Linked DNA regions of Homo sapiens: all the other regions are linked to region 3. Evidence: chromatin loops called from intact Hi-C (ENCODE). Cell type or tissue: heart right ventricle. All regions are shown on one strand. Each heading gives the region's core, and the rest is flanking DNA. Links, peaks and the distances in the headings are about the cores only.

What was found. Peaks named below come from ENCODE experiments on the same cell type or tissue, not always from the same donor. Only the 100,000 strongest peaks of a DNase experiment are listed, where the experiment ranks them.
Region 1: it touches region 3 in a loop (12-fold over the local background); 75 of 110 quality-filtered maps call a loop at or near these places.
Region 2: it touches region 3 in a loop (12-fold over the local background); 93 of 110 quality-filtered maps call a loop at or near these places.

The regions. Positions count from the first base shown.
Region 1 is chr3:73,082,787-73,090,279 of GRCh38, forward strand. No RefSeq gene overlaps it. Among named protein-coding and RNA genes, the nearest start is that of EBLN2, 25 kb to the left of the region's middle. In heart right ventricle, for the core only: CTCF peaks have their summits at 3,413 (motif pointing left) and 3,613; a DNase peak (open chromatin) is centred at 3,375.
Region 2 is chr3:73,053,127-73,060,619 of GRCh38, forward strand. PPP4R2 (protein phosphatase 4 regulatory subunit 2) reads left to right here. Exons shown (of 9, transcript NM_174907.4): 4 at 5,911-6,004. Among named protein-coding and RNA genes, the nearest start is that of EBLN2, 4.8 kb to the right of the region's middle. RefSeq lists a silencer at 2,529-2,729. In heart right ventricle, for the core only: a CTCF peak has its summit at 3,447 (motif pointing left); no DNase peak of the experiment used is centred there; H3K27ac peaks cover 1,450 bases.
Region 3 is chr3:72,935,025-72,942,517 of GRCh38, forward strand. All of the region lies in intron 3 of GXYLT2 (glucoside xylosyltransferase 2), which reads left to right. Among named protein-coding and RNA genes, the nearest start is that of GXYLT2, 51 kb to the left of the region's middle. In heart right ventricle, for the core only: a CTCF peak has its summit at 4,030 (motif pointing right); a DNase peak (open chromatin) is centred at 3,737; H3K27ac peaks cover 2,500 bases.

The DNA.
Region 1 (7,493 bases), core at 2,462-4,961, 150 kb after region 3:
CTTGGCCTGGCACAGTGGCTCATGCCTGTAATCCCAGCACTTTGGGAGGCCAAGGCAAGCGGATCACTTGAGGCCAGGAGTTCGAGACCAGCATGGCTAACATGGTGAAACCCTGTCTCTACTAAAAATACAAAAATTAGCCAGGTGTGGTGGTGGGCACCTGTAACCCCAGCTACTTGGGAGGGTGAGGCAGGAGAATCGCTTGAACCCAGGAGCCAGAGGCTGCAGTGAGCCGAGATGGCACCACTGCACTCCAGCCTGGGCGACAGAGTGAGACCCTGTCTCAAAAAAAAAAAAAAAAAAAAGAAAAAAAAAGATTTAATTTCCTAATCCTTACACTCCCAGAAGTAGGGACTGTTATTATCTCCATTGTAGAGATAAGCAAGATGGTGGCTCAGAGAGGGAAATTAATCTCTCTAATGACACACAGCCAGTTAACAGTTGAGTAGGATTCTCTGATGCCAAAGTCTCAGCCTCCCCTTTGCCTGAACCCTGTGTGAGGGCAATTTACAAAGTTTATGTGCAACTTATTTATTTAACTTTCTGTTTTTCATCCCCTTTTATGTGAAAAACTGTCAATAAGTGCATACTGAAAGACTTTTTCTTCTTCTTTTTTTTCTTTTTGAAATGGAGTCTCGTTCTGTCACCCAGGCTGGCATGCAATGGTGCCATCTCTGTTCACTGCAACCTCTGCCTCCCAGGTTCAAGCGATTCTCCTGCCTTAGCCTCCCAAGTAACTGGGATTACAGGCGCATGCCACCACGCCTGGTTAATTTTTTGTATTTTTAGTAGAGATGGTTTTCGCCATGTTGGCCAGCCTGGTCTCGAACTCCTGACCTCAGGTGATCCACCTGCCTCGGCCTCCCAAAGTGCTGAGATTACAGGTGTGAGCCACTGCACCCGGCCTTGAAAGCCTTTTTCTATTCTTGTCTCCCCACTTCTTCCAAATCCATTAGACCATCTCATTTGCAGTATTACTGAAGGTCAAGTGTTCTCTTTGAGGTTGTCATTGATAAAATTGATGGAAAGGCTGGGGGTGGTGGCTCACACCTGTAATCTCAGCACTTTGGAGGCCGAGGCGAGCGGGTCACTTGAGGCCAGGAGTTCCAGACCATCCTGGGCAACCTGGCGACACCCCGTCTCTACTAAAAATACAAAAATTAGCTGGACATGGTGGCACATGCCTGTAGTCCCTTGGGATGCTGAGGCAGGAGAATCGCTTGAACCTGGGAGGTGGAAGTTGCAGTGAGCTGAGATCATGCCATTGCACTCCAGCCTGGGCAACAGAATGAGACTCTGTGTGAAAAAAAAAAAAAATTGACAGAGATGAATGACTTCTTTTTTCAAGGTCTGGCTTGCCCACACTCAAGTTCTCTGCCCTCTGCCTCACACCTGTGCATGTTGCTCTATCATGACTCCTACCTAAGTTTAATTTTGGCCTTACTCTGTTGCAAAATCATTGTTCCAGAAAAGCCACTGTTACAGAGCATGTCAGAGCCAAGATGTCTTTGGGTTTTCTGATTTCATTTCACATCAAGTGAAAAGGTCCTGTAATATAGCAAACAATACACTGCTTCAGGTGAATTGCAGATGACTTACACAGGCTTTGGTCAGATGAAATAGATTGAACCACTATGTGAGTCAGTGATTCTGTGGAAGAAACGTAATGTTGTAAGCCACAAGAGTGCAAGAAAATATTTGGTGAATAATGTTTCATTAGTTAAATTTGCCTATAATATAATGCTTTTCCACGATCTTGTGCATTTGTTCCACTGGAATACAGTATTGCCCAACTGTGGTAGGCATCAGATAATTCACTCACATTATTTAAGTAGATTCTATTTTTTTTTTTTTTTGAGATGGAGTCTCACTCTGTTGTGCCCAGGCTGGAGTACAGTGGCACTGTCTCAGATCACTGCAACCTCCGCCTCCCGGGTTCAAGGGATTCTCCTGCCTCAGCCTCCCGAGTAGCTGGGATTATAGGCGTGCACCACCACGCCCAGCTAATGTTGTATTTTTAGTAGAGATGGGGTTTCACCATTTTGGCCAGGCTTGTCTCGAACACCTGACCTCAAATGATCCACCCACCTCGGCCTCCCAAAGTGCTGGGATTACAGGCATGAGCTACCGTGCCCAGCCTAGATTCTAAATTTTTAATAGCAGGGAGCATATTTTCTATTTGCTTTGCTACCTTTGGTATGTTATATTGAATGGGTGGGTAAAATGTGGGTACTAAGTAAACGTCTTGTTTAGTAGAAGAATGAAATATTTTTAAACTTTGTTTTGAATTCAAGGGAAACTATGACAATAGATAGGCAAGGTAGATAGACTGCTAGATTCCATGAGGCAGTAAAGTGACATGGTTAGGAGTACAAACTGCAAGGCTTTGTCTATGCGACTGCCATTCAATAGAATTCTCCATGATGTTGGAAATGTTCTATATCTGTACTATGCAATAGAAGCCACAGGCGTCATTTCACTGTTGACCTCTTGAACCTGTGGCTAGTGCAACTGAAGAACTGAATTTGTAATTTTATTTATTTATTAATTTATTTGAGATGGAATTCCGATCTTGTTGCCCAGGCTGGAGTGCAATGGCACAATCTCGGCTCACTGCAGCCTCCACCTCCCAGGTTCAAGTGATCCTCCTGTCTCAGCCTCCCAAGTAGGTAGGATTACAGGCATGTGCCACCAAGCCCAGCTAATTTTTTGTATTTAGTACAGATGGGGTTTCACTATGTTGATCAGGCTGGTCTCGAACTCCTGACCTCAGGTGATCCACCCGCCTTGGCATCCCAAAGTGCTGCGATTACAGGTGTGAGCCACCCCGCTCGGCCTAATTTTATTTACTTTTAATTAAGTTAATTTAAAATTTAAATATGTGCACATGTGACTAGTGACTCCCATATGGGGCTGTGCTGAACATGGAGTGTAATAGCAGAACACAGACACTGTATACACAGCCAGGGTTTGCATCCCAATCCTGTCACTTTGCTAATTTTTTTTTTTTTTTACTTCAATAGAGGACATTTTCCTGAAGTCTGTCATTACAGGAGTTTCAGATTTCTTCCATTTTTGCTCATAGCTGTTGATCTATACACTTTTACTCAACCCTGATAAAAATAACTTAGAACAAAGTATATCTGAGTAAATGTGCTTTTATAGTTTCTACGAACTGGAAGACATTCACAGCTTATTATTAATTATTATTATTTGTTAATGTTGTACCAGTATTTGATTTTCTCAGCCTGCTCTCCAAAGGGTGTGTTACCACTGGGCGGTAGATCTTGGAATGAAGAAAGAGATTAAGAATAAAAGTCCCAGAGTTTTGCACTGTCCCCACCGTCAGGTCTCAATTTTCCACCCACTTTGCGTAGAGCAGAAGTGCGGCCTCATGGTGCCCTCCTGTGGCCATACGTTTAGTTGCAAGATGATGGTAGAGTTTTTCCTTTTTTAAAAAAAAGGAAAGAAAGAAAAAGAAGGAAAAAAGGTTCTGCATATGTTTTTAGTCAGCAACACGTTTTGAGATGTGACAGTTCTGTCAAAACAATATAATTCAACAAACTTCAAAGTAACCACAACAGAAGATATGTAGACACAATTTGGAGCGCTGTCTCAGAGCCTTACCGTGAAATGTGCCACAAACATTTTGAGGGACGAACAATGACATCTGCAAGGGAAGCAGGGTAAGTCACACTCAGGTGTGTGAGAATCAGAACAGAGACCCAGAAGAAAACCAGCTTAGAAATGGAGGCAGAGCATTAAAGAAAAGGCAAAAGAGAATTTCAATTTTCTGGTGCTGGAAGCTGTTAGCTGCACATGTTTGAAGAAGGCAAGTTCTGCAATGCCTTCACTTGTATTCATCTAGCAGGTGTGAACCAGACAGTGTCTCTGTCTTCAGGGAGCTTACATTTTAGAGGAAGGGGAGACAGAAAATCGTCACACAAGGAATTGAACAAACAAGATACTTTCAGAAAGCAAAATGCACCGTGGAGAAAATCAAACAATGTCCTGAGATGGCAATAGATAGAAATTAAGAGCCATGAGGAGGAAGGGGAGAGGGAGAGAGAAGCGAGAAGTTCTCATTGAAAGAAGTGGTTAAATTATGGCTACATTAAAAGAAATTATTTCTAAAATTTCTTTCTTTTTTTTTGAGACAGAATCGCTTTCTGTTGCCCAGGCTAGAGTGCAGTGGTGCATTCTCAGCACGCTGAAACCTCTGCCTCCTGGGTTCAAGTGATTCTCCTGCCTCAGCCTTCAGAGTAGCTGGGACTACAGGGCACGTGCAACAACATCTGGCTAATTTTTTTTTTTTTTTTTGTATTTTTAGTAGAGATGGGGTTTTGCCATGTTGGTCAGGCTGGTCTTCAACTCCTGACCTCAAATGACCCACCCGCCTCGGCCTTGCAAAGTGCTAGGATTACAGGCGTGAGTCGCTGCGCCCGGCATTTTTTTTCTCTTTTTTTTGGAAATTGAGGCAGAGTCTATGTTGTCCAGCTGGTCTTGAACTCCTGGGCTCAAGCAGTCTTCCTGCCTCAGTCTCTACCTGGGACTACAGACTCAGCCTCCCAAGTACCTGGGACTACAGACACACCCAGCTAATTTTAATTTTTATGTATACATAATGTTTGCACACACTTATGGTGTAAGTATGATATTTTGATCCATGCACACAATGTGTAATGATCAAATCGGGGTAATTAGCATATCAATCACCTTGAACATTTGTCATTTTTCTGTGTCGGGAACATTCCAAGTTTCTTCCAGCTATTTTGAGATATATAGTACATTATTGGCCAGGTGCAGTTGCTCATGCCTGTAATCCCAGGACTTTGGGAGGCCAAGATGGGAGAACTGCTTGAGCCCAGGAGTTTCAGACCAGCCTGGGCAACATAGTGAGACCCCATCTCTGTATTAAAACACACACACACACTCACAAAATATTATTTTTAACTATAGTAACCCTACTGTGCTATTGAACATTAGATCTTATTCCTTCTTCTTCTTTTTTTTTTTTTTTTTTGAGACAGAGTCTTACTCTGTCACCATATTGGCCAGGATGGTCTCGAACTCCTGACCTCGTGATCCGCCTGCCTTGGCCTCCCAAAGTGTTGGGATTACAGGCGTGAACCACCGCACCTGGCCAGATCTTATTCCTTCTAATTGTATTTTTGTGCCCAGTAGTCAATCTCTCTTCATCCCCTGATTTTCTTCTCAGACTGGTAACCATCATTCTACTCTCTACCTCCATGAAATCCACTTTTTCTTAGTTCCTGCATATGAGTGAGAACATGTGATATTTCTCTTTCTGTGCCCAGCTTACTTGACATAATGACCTCCAGTTCTATCCATGTTGCTGCAAAGGACAGGATTTCATTCTTTTTTATGGCTGAATAATATTCTACAGCATAAAATTCTGGATACATTTTGCAGATGGACCTGACAAGACTTGTTGACCGATTGAATATGGACTATGAAAGAAACATGAGCCAAGAAACATGAGCCAAGCAAGATTTTTGGCCAGAGTCACTGCCCTATATTGAGGTGGGGACGGGTCCACATGGGGCCACCTTTGGGAGCTGGGTCTTGAAAATATCGGAAATGCCTGCTGGACACATATCTGAGCTGTTGCATAGACAGGGGACATACAGGTAACTGACACAAGCAACCTCCTGTCTTTAGGCTTACCTGTTGGCCTGCTACAGGTGGGAGCTCTTCAGTTTAAGGGCGCTGGTGAAGAGGAGAAACAAAGGGAGGAACGTTCTAAACTTGTAAGCGCAAGATTGGGTCAGGGTTCAAGAGAAGACATGGAAACACGCAGAACAGGTGATCGCCGCTCAGAAGGCTGCTGAGAGAAGAGAGAGAAAGTGGATGTGTCAGTCTGGACTGAGACCCCGAGCAACCCCAGGGAAGGAGAAGGAGGCCGAGGGAAACCATATGAATCACTGGATTCAACTCAGAGAGATGCAGAAATCCCCAGAAATCATGGAGGGAATCGGAATGAGATGAGGTTACGTCTTCTTTCAGGTGGCATGGAGGAGTCAGGCTCGGAAGATAAATTTCCCCTCAAAAAATGCAAAGAAAAGAAAAAATTATTACGCACTTGATTGACAGCCCATATAATATATATATATATTTTTGTCTGAGACAGTGTCTCACTGTGTTGCACAGGCTGGAGTGCAGTGGTGCTATCTTGGCTCACCGCAGCCTCGACCTCCTGAGCTCAAGTGATCCTCCCACCTCAGCCTCCCCGGTAGCTGGGACCACAGGTGTGCACCACCACAGCCGGCGAATTTTTGCATTTGTAGTAGAGACGGGATTTTGCCATGTTGCCCATGCTGGTCTCGAACAGCTGGCCTTAAGTGATCCGCCTCCCTTGGCCTCCCAAAGTGTGATTATAGGCGTGAGCCACCATGCCTGGCCATGTATAATTATTAAAGTTTAAAAATTTGCAGGGCCTGGGAGTGAGTTCTTCTCTTGGCTCACCCTTGCTTGGCCCTGCTGAGGAACTCTTTGGTGTAGACTACACCCCACAGAGCTATTCTCCCAGTGGGGACACAACTGGGACATTTACCCACCAACACGGGTGAAGTGCTGCTTCTGAGGGGGGTTAATTCCCTGTGCTTCTGACCTGCCTTGTGGGTGGGCAGAGCAGACAGTGGCAGCCAAGGAAGCTCCCAGGTAAAGAAATGCAGGACGCCCAGGCGCGGTGGCTCACCCCTGTAATCCCAGCACTTTGGGAGGCCAAGGCAGGCGGATCACTTGAGGTCAGGAGTTCGAGACCAGCCTGGTCAACATGGTGAAACCCTGTCGCTAACTAAAAATACAAAAATTAGTCGGGCATGGTGGTGGGAGCCTGTAGTCCCAGCTACTCAGGAGGCTGAGGCTGGAGAATCTCTTGAACCCAGGAGGCAGAGGTTGTAGTGAGCCAAGATCGCGCCACTGCACTCCAGCCTGGGTGACAGAGCGAGAAAAAAAAAAGAAAGAAGAAAGAAAGAAAGAAAGAGAGAGAGAGAGAGAGAGAAAGAGAAAGAAAGAGGGAAAGCAAGCAAGAAAAAAGAAATGCAGGTTCTGGCCGTGGAGGGTGCATGTGCCCTGAGGTGGTGAGGACAGGGATGGGGTGGGGACACCGAGGGCATCCCATCCACTGATCCACTGGTGCCTTAAGTGCATCTTGGTCGCTGCTCCAGGGCTTCCTTCTCCACGGAAGCTCTAGGAATGGTTAATATTTCTCCTTTGGGTGAAGCCCCAAAGCCACCTTGTCCTACCTGGCCACGCTGCATCTGAGACCGGGATCCCCCTCCCGCAGCCCATCACCTATTTGATGGCAGGTTTCATTCCACTTTGCTCTTGCCCTCTAATCCCAAATTTTCTTTCCTCAGGATCTACGGCCCCAAGTTTTTCAACATTCCTCCCATCCTGGCACCAGACTGATGGCATACCAGTTCGCTGGTTAATATTCCTCTTAACACAGGTGCCCCGAGCTGGACACA
Region 2 (7,493 bases), core at 2,462-4,961, 120 kb after region 3:
TGCCTGGGGAAAATAGGTTTTTGTGCTGTTAATTATTTGTGTCAGTGTTTGTTGAGTATATTAGTTAAAATGTACTTATTTGTGGCAGATTTCTGTCTCTCTCACATACACAAACCCACACCCACCCACCCCTACTTACTTGTTTTTTCTTTATCCCCTTTCTTTCTCTTAGAATAATTACTTGAGAATTAGCATGACTTTGTAACCATCCCTCCTTACTATTCCCCACCTGGTCTTGTCTAGTGGTAATATGGCTTGATGTGATACTCTCTTTAATAAACTTAAAAATTGAAATTAACAGAAAGCCTAATTAACTTTTTCTTGCTAGTTATATTTGATGCAAATAAAATAACAGTTCAGACTATAGGAACTCCAAGAGATGATTAACTTTATTAAAAGCTTTGACAATTGCTATAGATTAATTTTGGGTCAAGGAGTGGTGCAGACATTAGTTTACTTACATCATTGGGGTTCCTTATCATTATTAAAAGAGGCGAAATTAGCTGGGCGTGGTGGCTCACACCTGTAATCTCAGCACTTTGGGAGGCCCAGGCAGGCGGATCATGAGGTCAGGAGATGGAGACCATCCTGGCTAACACTGTGAAACCCCGTCTCTACTAAAAATACAAAAAATTAGCTGGGCGTGGTGGCAGGCGCCTGTAGTCCCAGCTACTCGGGAGGCTGAGGCAAGAGAATTGCTTGAACCCAGGAGGCAGAGGTTGCAGTGAGCCGAGATGGTGCCACTGCACTCCAGCGTGGGTGACAGAGCGAGACACCATCTCAAAAAAAAAAAAAAAAGCGAAATCTGTCATTTGATTTGAGACATAAGATTATATGTGTATGAATTTTCTTTTGGTGGGGACAGAGTGTTGCTCTATTACCTGGGTTTAAACAATTCTCCTGCCTCAAGCACCTGAGTAGCTGGGATTACAGGCATGCATCAACCATGCCCGGCTAATTTTTGTATTTTTAGTAGAGACAGGGTTTCGCCATGTTGGCCAGGCTGGTCTCGAACTTCTGACCTCAGGTGATCCACCCGCCTCGGTCCCCCAAAATGCTGGGATTACAGGCGTGAGCCGCCGTGCTCAGCTAATTTCGCCTCTTTTAATAATGATAAGGAACCCCAATGATGTAAGTAAACTAGTGTCTGCACCACTCCTTAACCCAAAATTCATAAATATAAATATTTATGAATGTGTATGTTTATGTAAATATTAAAGCCTGAGTAGAGAAAGAACATACTGCTTCAAGTAAAGCTAGTATCACAGGATTCTAATGGTATTTCTGACTTTTGTAAGACTTTGTAGGTGTAAACAAAATTATGAACTTAGTCTTTGGTAACAGAGATATTGTTAGTTTCCATGTTGACAGTTAAGTTTAACTCAGTATTTCTGTTAACTAAGACACCACTAATGTGGTCATTTAGTCAGAAAAGACAGTAAAATCCACATATACATGGGTAAAACAAAAGTGAATGACTGTTTTGACTTTTTTTTTAGTAGGATGTCAGATTTTTATGGTCATTTCTTTAGCTGTTTACTCCAGTAGCCTCTGTGCTACATGTTACATTCCTTTGTCTTTTTCATGTGGAAAAGTTGCTTATATAATTTAAAGTTAAGGTAGTTAAACTGATTTTTTTAGAGTCTGAATGAAGTGCGCACTTATTTTTTGAGTGCCTTGTCAACTTAGTACTTTTATAGAAATTTAGGTTAAAATACATGCTTAAGACATTATTTCTTTAGTGTTTAGCCTTATGACTTAAAATTTATCTTTTAAAAAATAGCATTGAATTGCTACTTTATGTTAAGATGTCTTTCCCTGATATTCAGCAACTTTCTTGGTATTTGAATTTCCATAGCTTTTAGGTGTACAAGACTTCTGCTTTTAAAAAAAAGTAAATAGGGACAGCTTGCATTTAAATTAAGATATATAAGGTAAAATGTGTGGTCCTATTAATTAGGGTAAGTTATTTTCCTTGGAATTAAAGGGAGTATTTTTAAAGACAGACCTATACTTTTGGTTTTGTTGGTCTTTGGACCATGTGTGCCTTCCCACAATCTCTATCAAAGAGTAGATGGAATGATGACAATAAGAACTAAGATTTATTGAACTTTCTGAAATATTTTAGGCACTGTTAGGTGATTTAATATACCATATACATTATGTCGTATTTAGTCGTCATGATAATCTTTGAAGTGTACTTGTAGAACCCTTGTTTTCAGACAAGACCCATGAGACCCATGAAGACTCAGGTAAATTCAGTTTTGAGTAAGGTCTCCTAGTGGGGTAGCGTGTGTGTGTGTGTGTGTGTGTGTGTGTGTGTGTGTGTATTAAAATATATATATATATTTAGCAAAGGTGGATCCTTAATGTGTGGGGCGGGGGGTTTAAAAAATGTTACTGGATGTTGTAGGCACTGTTTTAAAAAATTTGAGATGCTAGCTAGTCATGTCCTTTTTTCAGTTCCTTATATCATCTTAGTTTTCCATTTTACAATATGAATAAATCAGATGATATATCATTGCAGAGTAAACCAAACGCTTTTTTTTTTTTGGAGACAGTCTCACTCTTATCACCCAGGCTGGAGTGCAGTGGCTCAATCTCGACTCACTGCAACTTGCAACCTCCACCGCCCAGGTTCAAGCAATTCTTTTGCCTCAGCCTCCCGAGTAGCTAGGATTACAGGCCAGGCTGGTTCTTGAACTCCTGACCTCAGGGGATCGCCTGCTTCGGCTTCCCAAAGTCCTGGGATTACAGGCGTGAGCCACCGTGCCTGGCCCAGGGTTTTTTATTTTACAGTATAACTTTGCTAATGAACATCTGATCACCACTTCCCCCCAAATTTAAGGATTTCTGAATAGACTTTTCATTGAGAATGAGTGGCATGTGTGTTTAACGCTCCTCTCCCTATATTTGCTTTTCTTAGTATGTGTGGGAAAAGCCTTAATATTTTCAGAAGTTAGAATAAACTATTTTGTATGCTATGTCTAATGGATGAGTATCAGAGAGCAGAGCTTTCATATACTTGTACCAAATGCTTTCATTTTGTACTGGTTTTTCTGGTTTATTCTTGTGCCTCCTTTTAGAGGCCTACCTCACACTAAGTTTTCCCAGTGTCACGCTTACTAAGCTTGGCATACAGTTTATTCTGTCTCCATGGCACTTTTTATACAGTGTTGTTATTTATTACTGTAATTGTAATTATTTACATGTCTTTTGACTGCTGTTGAACAAGGTTGGTATTTCTAGTTTATAATAGGCTCTTATATTTATGGAATAAGTTTAAAAGTACAGTCTGTATGTAAAGAGACCTTTCAATGCTGTTACGTTCATTTATCATACTAATATTTCCAGTGGATCCATTGATTTGCAGAAAGTGTTTGGTTGGGATTTAGCCTGTCGTGTGAGAAAAGGAAGTGTTGTGTGACATTTTAGTGCCATCTATTGGATACTTGGTAAAATGACTTTTAAAGCTTCTTTTACTTTTTGAAATAAGGATCTTTTGAAAAAAGCTTCTGAAATTGTCTAAGAACTTAAACTCGTTTTATCATTGCTGGTATTGCTATGTAAACACATACCCCCCTCCCAAAGCAGTATTAATATTAAACAACACATAAAATATTAATAATTGGCTACAATTTAACTTACATTTCTAAAGAAAATTAGCCAAAGCATTCAGTGTACATGTTGTTAAACAAGAAGTTTTAAAATATTCATCTGTTAAAACTAATTTTAATTAGTGAGAAAACATTAGGTTTTAATGTGGGAAAGAATTTTAGTAGGAAGAAAAAGCATAATGACTAGACAGTATTTTTCAGTTAAGTACTATTTGAATACCCAAACACTTGTTGAATACCCAAACTGTTGGTGCTATTTTGTATATTTTGAATAATAAATTTTAATGACAGTATCACTATGGGGTGATTAATGAGGAAATAGCTTAGGTGTGTTGTGTGTGTAAGGTTTGAAGAGCCATGAACTAGAAGAGGAGCTAAGGTGAGTTATACCACTAATCTGAAATCCACGATAATACTGGGTTTCACGGACAGACAATTGAGAAACTAATACTGTTTGTTATACATGTGGAAAATGCTTAAACATTTTTAAAGTAGAGTTAGTTTTGTGTATTAGCTATAGATTTCTAATGGTTGTCTTTATAGGAATGAAACAAAAGATGTATAAGCTTATTGTTTCATACTTAGTAACGCTGTTGGTGTGCTTTGTACTTCCCCATTTAAAAGGATTCTTCATTTTGACATTGTACTTCACTCTGAGTAGATTTTCAAAAGCAAAAAAGTATTCTTCCTCAGAAACCCAGAGGAATTTCTAGTTGCTTCTGAATGTTTGGAATATCAGGCAAACATTTAATCTTTTATTCTGTGCCTTGTCTTTTGGTAGAACAGTTTTCTCACTTTTAGGTTTGGATTCGATTTTAGGTTTGAGACAAAAGATTGATTCTTGGACTCTCAAATTTATCTAAAAACATTTGTTCTCATATGAATAACATGCACTTTAAGCACTTTCAGAATTTTTTGCACATCTTATACTTTGAACATAAGAATAGTATTGACACAAAGAATATGAGAACCAAATGTAGTTTATCCAGTTAGAAAATAAACAACTATAATTTTGTAAAATACGTGTGGTACAATGGAAAGGACATGAGATTTGAAGTTAGAGAGACTGAGTTTGAGTCCTGGCATTTTAACTCACTAACTACTATACCTTGTGGTGGAAGAAAATTCTGTATCACACTGCCTATAAAAAATGAAGACCTTTGTGAATGTTAACTATTAATTTGAGGCTTTGTAATTCTTTTCATTAAAGAGAATAAATAGATTGGTATGGCAGACACTGAAGTCTGAAGATTTGTTTGTATTTGTTAGCTGCGTTTGTCGTACCTCGTGCTCATAACTTTGCTGTTCTGTTCAGCTTGTAATTCTTATGAATGCTAATAGCTACATGAGCTCAAAACTTAAAAATATTTATAAAATGATTTTAGTTCCAACTTATATCAGTTTTGTATTTACTGTGGTCAAGGAAAAATTGAGGTATAGTGAAATTATTTGGTAAAGTTAAATAAAAGTTGTGTATATTTTAAGTTGGATTAAACTTAGATTATATATGAAATTGCAATAATGGAGCAGAACCACATTTAAAATATTTGTAGTTTTGTTTGAACATTTTAAAGAAACCTTTGAGTGCAGAAGAATACTTGAGGAAAAATACATATATTAAATAACCCCCAACTTGATTATTATTTGTGTTACCTCTCTTGTAAACTTAAAAATCAAATTATCAGGATTTAGAATTTTCTATTATATAAAAATTTTTTCCTCAGTTTTGAAGCTTTCTGTTGATTTTGGGTGTTCTAAGTTGCTTTTTTTTTAAAAAAGAATTTCTGTTGGTAAATAGTAGGTTTACATATTTATGGGGTACATGAGATATTTTGATAGAGCCATACAATGCATTATAATCACATCAGGGTAAATGGGTTATCCATCACCTCAAGCGTTTCTTTATGCTTTGTGTTACAAACAGTACACTTATACTCTTAGTTATTTTAAAATGTACGATAAATTATTGTAGTCAACCTGTTGTGCTATCAAATACTAGATCTTATTCATTCTAACTATATTTTTGTACCCGTTAACCATTCCCCCCTCCCTCCCCCCCCACCTTTATTGCTTTTTAAAGGAAGGGAGAATGGTTTTTTTGTTAAATAGAAAGGTATGCTTATTTTATTGTCTTTTTTTAAATGACTCATCCATTTATTTCCCTATTATAGCATTTTCTTTTGTAGCTTAATACATGGGTGACTAGATACAGCTTTACCTAGCAAAAGAAATAATGTTCCTCGTTTTCTTGATTATCAGTGATCTCACACTGTAAAATTATATTTTTTTGCAGTATCCCTTTTACTATTCAGCGACTATGTGAATTGTTAACAGATCCAAGGAGAAACTATACAGGAACAGACAAATTTCTCAGAGGAGTAGAAAAGGTATTTATTTTATTATTGGAATTATATTATGCTGTGGTGTAATAGCTTTTATTTTAGAAAAGAACATTGAGTAAGATCTGTTTCGGGTACCACTTCTTGAAATATGTTTTTCAGCCTACCTTGAGTTTCCCAAATTGTTTTCCAAATTGCATTCTGTTTTACAGAGAGATTTAATAGGACCGGGTAGAGGAGGGTTTGTGTGTTGGTCATTGAAGTTTGGTGAAAGCAGCTTATTATTTCTTGGAAATTCATAGTGTATATCAACTTATTAAAGGTTCTGTGAAGTTATAATTGCTATTTTAACTTTATAGAGTGTTTTATAAACTTACACATGGAATTCATTTTCTCAATTCTGGAGTTCAAAGGTACATAACTTTGGAAACTTACTGGTGCCAAGCATGTAAATGAGGTATTGAGTAGAAAGATGCAGGTCAGATTTAGAGATAAACATTAGTGTTTGTGTGTGGAGGGGGTTGAGGGAGTGTTAGAATAAGGGAAGGGTATTCTGAATAAAGGAAATGGTGTGGGCTGGGTGTGGTGGCTCATGCCTGTAATTCCAGCACTTTGGGAGGCTGAGGTGGGTGGATCACGGTCAGGAGTTCGAGACCAGGCTGGCCAACATGGTGAAACCCTGTCTCTGCAAAAAATACAAAAACTAGCCGGGCGTGGTGGTGCACGCCTGTAATCCTAGCTACCCAGGAGGCTGAGGCAGGAGAATTGCTAGAACCTGGGAGACGGAGGTTGCAGAGAGCTGAGATGGCACCATTGCACTCCAGCCTGGGCAACAAAGTGAGACTCTGTCTCAGAAAAAAAAAAAAAAAAGGAAATGGTGTGAAGAACAAAGATTCAAGGTGTTTAAGGGAATGAAAAGTAAGAAATTGACTTGTCTTGAGTGAAAAATGAAGGAAGCCCTGTGAGAACCAAGATTGGACTAATGAGTTCTAATTTTCAGTTGATGGTTGGTCCGGAAACACTCCCCTGTTCATTTAAGGATCTGGTTCAAATCCACTTTATTTTACCCTGGGAACAGGAATCAAAAACCATTACATAGTGATTTACAGTAGTTTTTGTGGCCATACTGGATTAATATATTTTGTTGATCCTCTGTACACTCAATTGAATAATATCCCCAAAGGCCAGGAAACTGAGATGGCTCATCAGTACTTACTTTTCAGCTCCAGGAGTTGTAATAATTACATTTTGGAGATTTTCAGATAAAGTAGCAATATGTTACAGTAGTCATACCAGGTGCCCTGCCTTTAAATCAGGGTTGCAGTGTTTCATAGTTGTGTGACCTTGGGCCAGTTAGTTTTCTCCTCTGTAAAATGTGGTTAATAATAGGGCTGGGAGGGGGATTAAATGCAAAACACTTACTGTGACTCATACTAAACTTTCAGTGAACACTGAATATTAGTAAAGTTATTTTTACTGGGAAGATCATAAATATATTACAAAAAAGGTTTGAGTCTCTTTCTGTGGGATATATGAT
Region 3 (7,493 bases), core at 2,569-5,068:
TGCTAGACATTTGAAGAAACCCTCTAATAGGAAAGACAGGGTTCAAAACAAACAAAGGGAGCTTATCAACCTACAGAAAATCATATATGGAAGATGAATAAAACTTCTAAAGAAATTATTATTAGGATCCTAGAGGAATAAAATAAAACACAATATGTATTAAAGAAGCATGGGATTCTATGTCAAGAATGGAATATTTAGAGGATTAAAAAAACCTCTTGTACATTAAAAGTACAGCAGAATAGAACTCAATAGAAGAACTGGGAAAATTGAACTCTTTCTGAAAGTACAGCAAAAAACAAAAACTAAATAGAAGGAGAATAGCAATAAAATGATCAGAAACTTAGAGGACTGGTTCAACATCTGAACAATAGGAGCTCTGGAAAGAAAAATCAACGCACAGGATAGGGAATCAACCGTGAAATTAATTCAAGAAAATTTCCCAGAACAAGCAGACATAAATTCCCAGATTGAGAGAATCCATCAGAAGACATCACATATAATGGAAAAAACCATACCGTATCAGGCATATTGACTGAACTTTCAGAACAACAGGTGAAATAGAAGATAATATTAGCTATCAGAAAGGGAAGAAAAAGTCACATTCCCCAAACCAGAAATCAAAAGGACTTCAAACTCTTCAACAGTAGTGGGCAAAGTGCCAAAATATTGGAGCAATACCTTTAAAATTCACAGGCAACATTATTTTCAATCTAGAATTCTATACTCAACCAAACTACAAATTAAGTGTCTAGGTCGCAAGACATTTTCAGATGTGCACCGCTTCAAAATATTTACCTCCTGTGAGTCTTCTGTAATTCCTTCTGTGAGTCTAATGTACTCCACTGAAATGGAGTACATTAAGAAATATGAAGATGTGAGATCCTAGAAGCAGGGAATACTACTCAAAGGGGACGTGAAAGGAGTATCAGGGGAAAGGAGATGATAGCTGCACAGCATCCTGGTTGGAGAAAATCAGGAAGCCCGCCGGGCGCGGTGGCTCACGTCTGTAATCCCAGCACTTTGGGAGGCCAAAGTGGGTGGATCACGAGGTCAGGAGATCAAGACCATCCTAGCTAACACAGTGAAACTCCATCTCTACTAAAAATACAAAAAATTAGCCAGGTGTGGTGGCACGCGCCTGTAGTCCCAGCTATTTCCCGAGGCTGAGGCAGGAGAATTGCTTGAACCTGGGAGGCGGAGGTTGCAGTGAGCCAAGATTGCGCCATTGCGCTCCAGCCTGGGTGACAGAGCAAGACTCCATCTCAAAAAAAAGAAAAAAAAAAAAAAAGAAAAAGAAGAGAAAATCAGGAAGTCGTGGAAGAAACTTTAATAAACATAGAAAACTGGCCAGCACAGTGGCTCATGCCTATAATCCCAGCACTTTGGGAGGCCGAGGCAGATGAATCACTTGAGACTAGCCTGGCCAACATGGTGAAACTCTGTCTCTACTAAAAATACAAAAATTAGCCAAGTGTGGTGTAGTATGCCTGTAGTCCCAGCTACTCGGGAGGCTGAGGCAGGAGAATCACCTGAACCCAGGAGGCAGAAGATGTAGTGAGCTGAGATCGCACCATTGCACTCCAGTCTGGGTGACAGAGTGAGACTCCATCTCAAAAAACAACAACAACAAAAAAACAACAAAAAAAAACCGAAACAAATTAACAACAGCAAAAAGAGTCATTAATTCCAGGAAAAACACTTGTACAGAGAGGGAAAGTATTGCTACTCATTTTGTGGCTTCACTGGAAATAATGTTTTCATGGCCATCATAATACTGTGTATTGATCTAAATGATATTTTGATACAATTGTATTGGGGGATGGGAAGGTATATGTGTGGGGTTGGGAATTTGTGTGAAAGAGAGCTAAAACCTATTCTTCCAGGGTAGGAAGTTAATAGATAAGGTATATTATTTAGACACACAGAGGTATATACCTACAGAATCAATTTAAATAATTGGAATTGGTGGTTTTCTCTGGGAAGAAAATAGTAGAGAATATGGTGGAGGACATAGAGGAAGGACCATTTTTACTTCTTTTTCCATATGTCTGCCTACCTATCTATGTATATTATTTACTAAGTTTTGGTTAACTATTTGACTATTCTGAGTTTCCCCTAATTGCGAGGAATAACCCACCAGTGACTCTTGGAACCAGTTTAGTGGATTATTATCAGCTTTTTTTTAAAAAAAGAAATAGAATAGAATAAATATGCATTGCATTTAGTAAAAACAAGTATTCTTTTTGACATTTCTGTCTTATATATTTATGTATGCATAAACTAGAATTGTGATGAAAATGCGTTTTTTACTATGAGGTACAGTTGAAAATAGTTTAAGAAATGCTGCTTTAAAATATGTCTTCAGGACATAACACTGAAAAAAGGGAAATGTATGGTAGGTGGCCAATGACCACCCAATGCCTACTGCACTTAACCCAGGCTGCGATCTTTAGGTTTATGATTTCATTAACTCTTCCCCAACTCTTTGAGGAATATGCTCATTTGCATCCTCTTTACAAATGAGGAAACTGAAATTGAGGAAAACTAAATCCTTTTCCTGGGGTAAATCTTGGAGTCTGGATTGAAGCCCAAGATTCTCCTAAAGAATAGTCATTCTGCCCTACTTCTTAGAATATTAGTGACAGCATTTTCTCCTCTACTTGTAGAAGACATTCCTAAAGTGTTCCCAAAATACCTCCTTAGGAAAATTCCCCTGAACCTTCCATTCTTTAACTGTTAAATGGATAAAGAAAAAAGAAATAGAACATATGTCTTTGCTCAGACTCGCCAGTTTAGTGAGGTGTTTGTATTTATCATTGCTCCCCATCCCTGCTTTAGTTTTCCATATCCTACCATCTTCAAAGTTGGAATACTACACACTTTACTCATTTATTTTTTCGCTTTTCTCAGGAGCATGTAAGCCCTCTCAGGGCAAGGATCTTTAATCTTGGCCAGGCATGGTGGTTCATGCCTACAGTCCCAGCATTTTGGGAGGCAGAGGTGGGAGGATGCTTGAGGCCAGGAGTTCAAGACTGGCCTGGGCAACACAGTGAGATCCTCTCTACAAAAATTTAATTTTAAAAAAAGAAAAAAATGTAAAAGGTCTTTGATCTTCTGCACCTACAGAAATATTTGGTACATACTAACAGAAGGCACTCTGTAAAACTCTTTTGATGGATGAATGGGTGGAAGGAAAGATGGATGTATAGATGGATAGGGGGATGGACAATGGATGGAAAGACGGACAAATGGATGGATGGTCTTATAAAAAGGGCTTTAACCACTGCTTCAAAAAGTGACAGAGAGGATTTAAAGATATAACTTATAAAAGTGCTGAGCCCTGAACCCAGTGTCTACTCAGTAAATGTTGGCTATATTAGAGTCTCAAATATAAGAAAAGGGAAAAGCTTCTTTGAAAATCAGTCTAATTTGAGTAAAGAGCTACAGTTCCTTGTGATCCAATGATCCTGTTTTCAGCAACACATTCTCTGGGGAGGCACCATCTGACTAAGAAACTAGACTCTGCTTTAAATGACAGTTGCCATGGCTAACGGAATGTCTACAGCCAACAAGGAAAGATACTGTGTGCTTGCTGGCTGGGATTGCAACACCTGATAAGAGGAGGAAGCAAGCCAAAAGCAAGCATGGAAGCAGATGGAACATCTTAGAGAGCCATTATCTCAGAACATGCCGGAGAAACCAGATACTTTTCAGTTACGCAAGGCCTGTGGAAAACGTCCTGCATGCAGTTCTAACAGTTGGCCACACAGCTGAAATGATGAAATCAAAGACCAAACACAAGTTTAATGAGCCAGAATTTTAGAAGAACCATCTTGAACAAAGCCATCATTGCTTTGCTCAACTCAGAAGCAATCAGAATCTTGTTTGCAAAGACTAAACTGATCAGAAGAGGCTACTTCATTGATTGGTGCATGCCTGAATGCAGCCATGACATTGGTACACCCTGCTCTTTGTTAGAACGTCACAAAAATGAATATGTAAGTTATATGTAATTCCACAAGGGGGCACAATAGAAACAAAAATAAAAATTGATAGGCTTTAATTTTCTCCTGTGCCACCCCATTTTAAGGTAATAATTTAACAAAATGAGCAATCTTAAAATCTCAGATTAAAACAGTGTGGAACACTACTTAAGAATGCATATTTATTTTATTACAAACTCCCAATTATATATATATTTTAAAACAGAAAAGATCATGACCAGCCTGGCCAACATGGTGAAACCCTGTCTCTACTAAAAATACAAAAATTAGCCGGGCGTGGTGGCACCCAGCTACCTGGGAGGCTGAGGCAGGAGAATTATTTGAACCCAGGAGGCAGAGGTTGCAGTGAGCCGAGATCACACCACTGCACTCCAGCCTGGGTGACAGAGCAAGACTTTCAAAAACAACAACAACTACAACAACAAAACAGAAAAGGAAGCATTATATAGCAACATTATTTTCCAAGTATTCATTATTCTCTAAACTATCTTAAACTATTTCAAGAATATCAAAGAGGATACTTGAGAATATGCAGCATCAAACAGAATGTTCTTTGTTGTCTGCACACATAAAATTAAAGGGAAGTATCTCAAAGTAGACAATTAGAAAGTATGGCATGTATAGTATGATTCTATAGGTAGTCTTTTCTTTCCTTTTTTTTTTTTTTAAACATGGGTCTCAGTCTGTCGCCCAGGCTGGAGTGCAGTGGTGCTATCAGAGCTCACTGCAGCCTCAACCTCCCCAGGCTCAGGTGATTCCCTCACCTCAGCCTCCTGAGTAGCTGAGACTACAGGCATGCACCACCACACCTGGCTAATTTTTGTATTTTTTGTAGAGATAAGGTTTTGCCATGTTGCCCAGGCTATTCTTGAACTCCTAGGCTCAAGCAATCCACTCCGCCTGCCTTGGCCTCCCAGAGTGCTAGGATTACAGACTTGAGCCACTGCACTCAGCCAGTATTTTTTAAATGCAAAGAAATGGCCAGGCGCTGTGGCTCACACCTTTAATCCCAGCTACCTGGGAGGCTGAGGCAGGAGGATTGCCTAAGCCCAGGAGGTGGAGGCTGCAATGAGCCATGATTGTGTCACTGTACTCCAGCCTGGGTGACAGAACAAGACCTTACCTCAAAAAAGTAAATAAAATGAAAATGCAAAAATGTATGTGTTCGTGTGTGTTTATAAACATTTACACATACAACCATTTATTCGGTAATATTTATTGAGCCTCAGTTATGTGACTGGCCCTAGAAGTATGACTGTGAATAAGATATCCAAATATCCTAATCTCATGGAGCTTATATCCAAGTCAGAAAAGAATGACAAAAAGCAAGTAAATTAGTTAATTTCAGGCAGTAATAAGAATTACAGAAAAAAGAGTTTAAAGAGTGATGGATTGATTGAGTTGAGATCTGACTTCCTGGCCATATGAAGACCCCATGGAACAGACTGGGATGAGGTTCACTGTTAATGTTGGTTAATTCTGAAGAGAGAGCGGGGGTTGGTTATGGGGGTTTGGAGTGGTGGTGTGGTGAGGATAAGGACAGGTAAAGAGCAACTTGAACTTACTCTGTTGATTGCTGAATTGTTTGTATGTTTTTACAACACACATGCATGAATTTGTGTATTGTGGAATTCAGACAACTCGTGTTTTGTTTGTTTGTTTGTTTCTGAGACAGGGTCTCCCTCTGTCATCCAGGCTAGAGTGCAGTGGTGCAATCATGGCTCATTGCAGCCTCCACCTCCTGAGCTCAGAGGACCCTCCTGTCTCAGCCTCCTGAGTAGCTGGAATTACCCACCCAAACTACCACACCTGACTAATTTTTTAATTTTTTGTAAAGATTGGATCTGTATGTTGCCCAGGCTGGAACTGAACTCCTGGCCTCAAGCAATACTCCCACCTCGGTCTCCCAAAGTGCTGGGATTACAGGCATGAGCCACCGCACTGGCCCAATTTTTAAAAATAGTAAACCAGTAAGAAAGAGAAAAAAGACAAAGAGCATCAGAGCTTTACGTAATGTATGCAAGCTATCTGTTCACATTTGCAAAGACATTCGCATGCACCAGAAGTACAGAGCCGTGAAGGTATAGGCCTCTTTCTGACCATGTGTTCTGGGTCTGCATGTATTTACAATTAAGACAAAAAATAAAGGTGGCAATGATAATAGAGAAAAGGGTTATTATATTATCCTGTTTACTCATCTCCCTGCTACATGTGTCTCTATTCTCCTGTTACTACTCCTGCATTTTTGGTTTTTGAATGCTATCCTCATCAGATGGATTCTGGCCCAGAATCCTCCTAGAGTCCCTGTTGCAGAGTCAAGTCCAGGCCTCTGGGCCTGATGTTGAGGGCCCTTTGCATTCTGAGTTTACATACTAACTTTCAGCATTATTCCAAGTCATGAATTTCCCATTCCAGCCACTCTAGTGTGTGTCACTCTTTCCCAGATGCTGTGCACATTACCCTCTGCCATACTGTTGCCTGGAGACAATAACCTGGCCATTCTACGCCCCTACCTCCAGCCTCACTTATTAAAATCACACCTAGTAATCTTAGCCCAACACCCTAGTAATCTAAGCTCAGAATTCTCTTTGCCTTTAACAAATTATTTCTCACAGGCAGACACACACACACATACACACATGCCCGCACAGTCCTGAGATCAGTGTCAATGTGGACTCATGTTTTTTTAAATAAATATATAGGTACAGATAAGTAAAGAAGTAATTATGGATACTCAACATCTGTGAAAAAAAGGAAAAGATAAAAATAAGAAAAAGAAGTAATTATGGATATGTATGTATACATGGGTTTGTATACATACATGTATTTCCTAGCTCTGTCTACTGTTAGGAGGCTAGAAGCAGTGACACCTGAGTAGCAATGAACACACCTAGCACCTAGATATTGGTTTCTGAATTCCATCCTCCAAAGGAACCCAGGGCTCCTGGGAGAACTGTTCATTCCTGGCTGAAGGCAGGGAAAATGCAAGATGCCCCTGGAGTTAACCTTATGGTGCCAGAAGGTAAGGATGTGCTAAAAAATATTTTTTAATAATAAAAATAATTTTTAAAAGGAGGGGGTTCATATTGGAAGAGGTAGGAGCCAACCTGAAAGAGCTCCAAATGACTTGAGCTGGAACAACTTGAGCAACAAAATAAATAATGATAGTATTTAATTATAACACTTAAAATAATTTTTCATAAGTCCACACCAATCTAAATAAATAACTGAATTAAAAAAATAAATACATAACTGAATAAATAAATAAATAAATGGAGAAAAATCACACCTCTTCCTTATAGAAAATTCCAGTTAATACATGTAGAAAGAAGGAGGCAAATAGAAAATCATTGTTAGAGCACCATAGTAATAATTACTGCGGGTAAGATCTACCTGTGAATGCTAAAATTAAGGAGTGAAAGTTTAACCAGAAACATGATATTTGTATGATTTTTAAAGTATCTCCTCCAAAATATTTAGTAAAGA